Regions from separate parts of the Homo sapiens genome. Here region 2 is linked to region 1. The links are chromatin contacts, found by Hi-C or POLR2A ChIA-PET in ENCODE. All regions are on one chromosome and are shown on one strand. The core of a region is the stretch at or near the end of the contact, and the rest is flanking DNA. Distances in the headings are between cores, read along the strand shown.

Region 1 (2,700 bases), core at 65-2,564:
TTTGTTTTCATTATTAATGTCTATACAACGAAAACATGCATCGTACATTTTTAAAATCGACTTTCCTTTTGCTGTTTTTGCCATACATTTCCTGACTGGTTTGTAAAACAGCCAAAAAGAACTGAGGAGTGGTAGCTTATGCTATGACCAAAAAATATACATTTCACAAAATTAAGTTGTCCCACGCTTGAAAATAAAATAAAATCACTTGCCAGTGACTTTGAATGTGGCTAAGCAGTGTGGCTTGCCAATTATGAGGTGTGAAGATAAAGGACTGTCACGCTAAACTTGTCTTCTTTCATTTGATGTCAGTTTCTCAGAGTAGGGACCTTGAACCACCTGTACTGAACTTGGAACCACCTCAACCTGCCCAGCTCCATGGATCCCAGCTCCAGGGTGAGATCTTAGGTGACTGCCTTTGTAACACGCATCACAGGTGGCTGAAACACACCCACAGTTTGAGACCCACTGTCTGGTCTAACATCACTCTGTCCTCGGAGTTTTTTTTTTTTTTTTTTTTTTTGAGACAGAGTTTCGCTCTTGTTGCCCAGGCTAGAGTGCAGTGGCGCGATCTCGGCTCACCGTGACCTCCACCTCCCACGTTCAAGCGATTCTCCTGCCTCAGCCTCCCGAGGAGCTGGGATTACAAGCATGCGCCACCACGCCTGGCTAATTTTGTATTTTTAGTAGAGATGGGGTTTCTCCATGTTGGTCAGGCTGGTCTCGAACCCCTGACTTCAGGTGATCCGCCCGCCTCGGCCTCCCAAAGTGTTGGGATTACAGGCGTGAGCCACTGCACCCAGCCTTGTACCCGGAAATTGAGAACAACACAAGCCCCTCCCAGAAACACTACACATCCTCTCTTGTTGTGGCTGCTGAACTTACTCTGACACATTCCTTGGCTGAAATACCAGCAAGCCACAGACACACCTTGCCTAAAGGCGTCCACAACACCACTGATGCAAGCAGTCGCACAGCAAAATTTTGCGGCCACAGGGATCCACCTGCTGGCCCACAACTCACATCTCTGGCCGCATTGGGTTCCAAGTGCGCTCAGGAGTTAATCACACACCCTTTCTTCTTGGCTTCTCTCCTCTCCTGAGGCAGGTATTACAAATACAAACACCCATTTCCTTCTCTGTGTTTATGCTTTCTTGGCACAATTCCTACTTGAAAGGTAGGAACAAAAATTCAAAATGCAAATACCCTCAGCTCAGGAATCACATTCTTATCTTTTCTTAGGAGATGACTTGTTTTTAACTTTAAAAAATCCTCAACATAAAAAAATGGTTTTTGTTACATTCTTGAGACAGAAATCTGCTAACTTGGCAAATTTTTTTTAAACTTATTCCTTTCGTTATGGTCACACACACCTTTCTTTTCTAGGGGCAGCAGTAATTTGCATTAGACACGACGCACACTTGCTTTCATTTCTCAGTGTCTAAAATACCATCTTCTTGTCACTTCTCTTTATCAAGCCATGCACCTAACAATGACTTGTTCGCTTCAGGAGACTCAGGAAAAGGAGCTGCTGGTCCTTGTTTTATCTGCACATTTCTTGAAGGATCCCATCCAGCAAAACCTGGCCTGCCTTCCCTGGAATTTTAATTTTGCCCCAGATTGTGTGTTGGTTTTATTATTTAAACAAATTTTAAATTACAGGAGTACAAGGAGCCCTAGAAGCAAAAGAAACTATTCAGATGACTGCTTAGAAGCTTTCGTAAATTCTGCAAGGTGGTGATAACTGTCGATGACTCGGCAGGTTTTTCGGAGAAATGTACAGGAAGCGAAACCCACTGCGTGTCTAACGGGTCCAGTATGTCATTGTGCAACGTCCCACAGGCCTTCAATGTCCTCAGAGCTATTTTGTGACCTACACACTGCATGGAGATGCCCCACCGGCTTTGATTGCACCCTCTAGCAAAAGAGATTTCCCTGCAGCTTGAATGGGGCAAAGCAAGTTCTTTGAAACAACAACCAAAAAGATGCGGGTTGGGGAGAAAAGCTTGGCTCTTTCCCCAGACTCTCTGGATAGCGCAGCTTTCCTTTTTTCTATCCTCCTGGCTTTTTGTTCTCCATCATTACTCTGAGTCAGCAAGGAAGAAATGGCAAGGGACTCCGGAAAAACATGTGTGATAGGGTGCCTGAGCAAAAGGCAACATTTCATCAGTTCTTTTTATGAATCAGTCTTTGATTTGGGGATGTACTGTCCAAAGTGAAAGACTCCTTGGAGATTTGCCTGGTAAGAGAGAGACATGTGGTAAACCAATTCAAGGTCAGGCAGATCGGGCTTGGGTTGCATAGGTTTTTGTAGCCCAGCCCCCCAGGCTCTCCACTCACCCTACAGCACGCATTAGCTGCGTGTCTCTTTGCATAGAGTCGCTTTTCATAAGGATCCTAAGGTGCAGGGGAGCAGCAGCCAAGGACAGCTGCCCAAAGTAGCCTGCTTCCAGGACTGCAAAGAAATGGAAAGAGCAGCATGAAAGGACCCAGTCATGGCCTGGCACAGTGGCTCACACCTGTAATCCCAGCACTTTGAGAGGCCAAGGCGGCCGGATCACTTGAGGTCAGGAGTTTGAGACCAGCCTGGCCAACATGGTGAAACCCTGTCTCTACTAAAAAATACAAAAATTAGCCGGGCATGGTGGCACGCACCTGTAATCCCAGCTACTTGGGAGGTTGAGGCAGGAGAATCACTTG
Region 2 (2,700 bases), core at 115-2,614, 150 kb before region 1:
ATTAACTTTATAAGTCATAATTTACTGAATCCTTGAAGCAGACACAGAACAGAAGGAAATATTAAGGGGAAAGGTAGAATAAAATATTTAAGAAATGATGTTGCCATTAAATATATTGTTTGAAATGAATATGTAAAAATATGAAGAAAGACATTATAATATTAAACTTAAAATTCAGAATACAGAACTGTATATTCAGTGTAATCACAACCTTAGAATGCAGATTTTTTAAAATTCAAAGATTGGAAACAGATTCACTAAAATGTTAGCAGTCAATATCTTTAGGTGATGGAGATAATAGAGGATTTTGTTCATCTAGAACTTGCTGATGCAAAGATAAAGATCATCAGTGTTCATGGCCAAGTTTTTACTCCAGTTGACATACTCCAGAAATGAAGCAAAGCTGAGTCACTCCTGGGTTTGCTATTAACAAATAGACACAGTGCTATCATTTTACGAGACCATCCTGTGAAGCATATTACACATATTAGGAAATGATCTTAACAGGTGAGAAATGCTCTGAAAATATACACGTAGAGTGCAAGGAATCATGTACGTGCCCAAATGGGTTCCACTAAAAGGGAAGACTCGTTCAGAATTGAGACAACCATACAATACATTCATCCTTTCCTGTTCTCTGTTCTAGGTCTCCTCCACCATCTAAGAGTGACAGACAGTTCAGGAGATCTTAGGGACCCAATTCTTAAACCAAGTGATTTCCTGACCAGTTCCCTAGCTATAGATATGCCTCTGCCTAAAACTTTCCCAGTTGCTTCAAATTTTGAGATCCCAGAAAAGCAGATGTCCAACAGATATTCAGAAGGATAGAAAATGTTGTTCCCTCAAATGCTGACTTAACCTTGCAGTGTCCTTTGGCTGCCCTGAAGGAGATCCCTAAAGAATTCTTCATAAATACAACGACACTGCTTTCATATGACACTGGCAGCTTCAGGTTGTAAATAACAGGAAGCACCAAGGGGTCACTGATGAGAAGAGCCTCTGCTTTACACTCAGGCAGGACAAGGCTGAGGTCCAGGGTCTGTTACTCTGGGTCCAGTCCTGACCAAGTTTCATCCATCGGAGAGCAATTAAAGGAGAAAAAAAAAAAAAGGGTAAAGAAATAACAAAAGTAATAGCAGCTACAGCAAAATGAAGAGTTGCAAATAATTTCTGTCTTAGTCCATTCAGGCTGCTCTAACAAAACACCATAGACTAACAACAGACATTAATCGCTCACAGTTCTTGGGGCTGGAACCCTAAGATCAAGGCACCAGCAGATATTGTGTCTGGTGAGGACTCACTTCCTGGTTCATAGATGCGTGTTGGAGCCATAGTGCACCCTCGCTCTGTCCTCACAGGGTGGAAGGGCAAGGGAGCTCTCTGGGTACTCATCTCGTTCACAACGCTCCACCCTCATGACCTCAGCAGCTCCCAAAGGCCCACCTCCTGACACCATCACCTTGGGGGTTAGATTTCAACATGAATTTTGGAGAGACACACATTCAGTCTCTAGCAATGTCCAATCCATGGAGAAAGAGCAATACAGAGAAAGGATGATCCATGGGAGTTTGAGAAGTAAAGAAATAACCAGCACCAAGTTCATGATACAAGAAACACCAGGAGGAACACCGAGCAGGGAACCCTGTGCTCTGGGCAGGCGACAGAGCTCCATGTGAACTTATTCTGTTCTTTGAAGATTTCTCACTCAGGTTAACACCTAGACTTCACACTTAGGTGTGAATGTCACTTTTAAAGACATTCACCTCCACATTTTCACCTTCTTCTTTTGGAAGAGAAAGACGAAAAAAAGAAAAAGATCTTTGCATTCTAAAAGATACTTTGTCACTGCCTGAAAAAATAAACGGCTGCTCCAAAGTAGTAATAAATATTTTTTCATTTACTGAGCAGCTGCTATATGCCCCAGACCCTGTGGAGTGCTTTTGTTTATGAGCTCATTTAAGTCTTGAGGCAGGGGCTCTCTGCTTCGCTTTATGGATGAGACGGAGAAGCCAGCATATAGACGAGGTCTTTTCTAAGGTGTCAGTCATATCTGGCTGAATTATCTGATGCCTGAGCCCATTTCTGTATCTGCCCCACACCGTGGGTTCCCACTCCAGCCGACTTCATCAATATTCTGGACGATGCGAACAGCATCCTAGGACTACCCTTGCTGCGTGGCTTCTTCTCTCCTTTAATCAAAGGTGCCAGGGGCCCAAACCTGAAATTGCAAGGGAAGGAAACAGTAAAAGCAGTAACTACCTCATCTCTTAGCTCTGGTAAATCGTCTTATTTCTCTCAACTGTAGTATCACAAATGCACGCTCCATGGTTTTAGCAAGTCTTGGACTCTCAGTAGAAAACACATGCCCAAACAATACATGTTAATTAACACAGGTGCTGATTGCTTTGTCATTCAAGAAAGGGGAGTCGCTTCTTTTAATCAGTGTGATGAGAATCGCCAAGGCTAAATGCAGTTTGCTGAGGCTCTGAGATGTCTTGAAGGATTATATAATTCCCCTACAAAGTGAGAATGCTAGAATGTCAGAATCACCCTGAGGGCTTTAAAACATCTTGGTGCCCAGGGCACACCCAAAACCATAAGATCACAATGTTTAGTCAGGCAAGGAGTGGGAGCCAGGCTCCCCTAGATGATTCCGGGCTGGCCAAGAAACTGGGGCAGTAATGAAATAACGTGAGGTAA

Evidence for each region. A loop is a pair of places that touch in the nucleus more often than their neighbours do. ChIA-PET counts read pairs that join two places held with the same protein, here RNA polymerase II (POLR2A).
Region 2: a loop to region 1 is called in a map of natural killer cell, with 2.3 times the contacts of the local background. The contact joins two enhancer-like sites. A Hi-C loop is called at or near these places in 1 of 168 maps with a recorded cell type or tissue (natural killer cell). POLR2A ChIA-PET finds 5 or more read pairs at or near these places in 2 of 52 experiments (activated B cell and activated naive CD4-positive, alpha-beta T cell).

Annotation. Positions count from the first base shown.
Region 1 is chrX:9,351,042-9,353,741 of GRCh38, forward strand. No RefSeq gene overlaps it. Among named protein-coding and RNA genes, the nearest start is that of TBL1X, 110 kb to the right of the region's middle. RefSeq lists enhancers at 1,393-2,592, 1,671-1,730, 1,751-1,860. Within about 2 kb of position 1,315, at least 13 of the 41 ENCODE cell types and tissues checked have a DNase peak (open chromatin) inside an H3K27ac peak, as active enhancers do; they include natural killer cell, where a contact is called at or near this core.
Region 2 is chrX:9,204,352-9,207,051 of GRCh38, forward strand. No RefSeq gene overlaps it. Among named protein-coding and RNA genes, the nearest start is that of FAM9B, 170 kb to the left of the region's middle. Within about 2 kb of position 1,365, at least 2 of the 41 ENCODE cell types and tissues checked have a DNase peak (open chromatin) inside an H3K27ac peak, as active enhancers do; they include natural killer cell, where a contact is called at or near this core.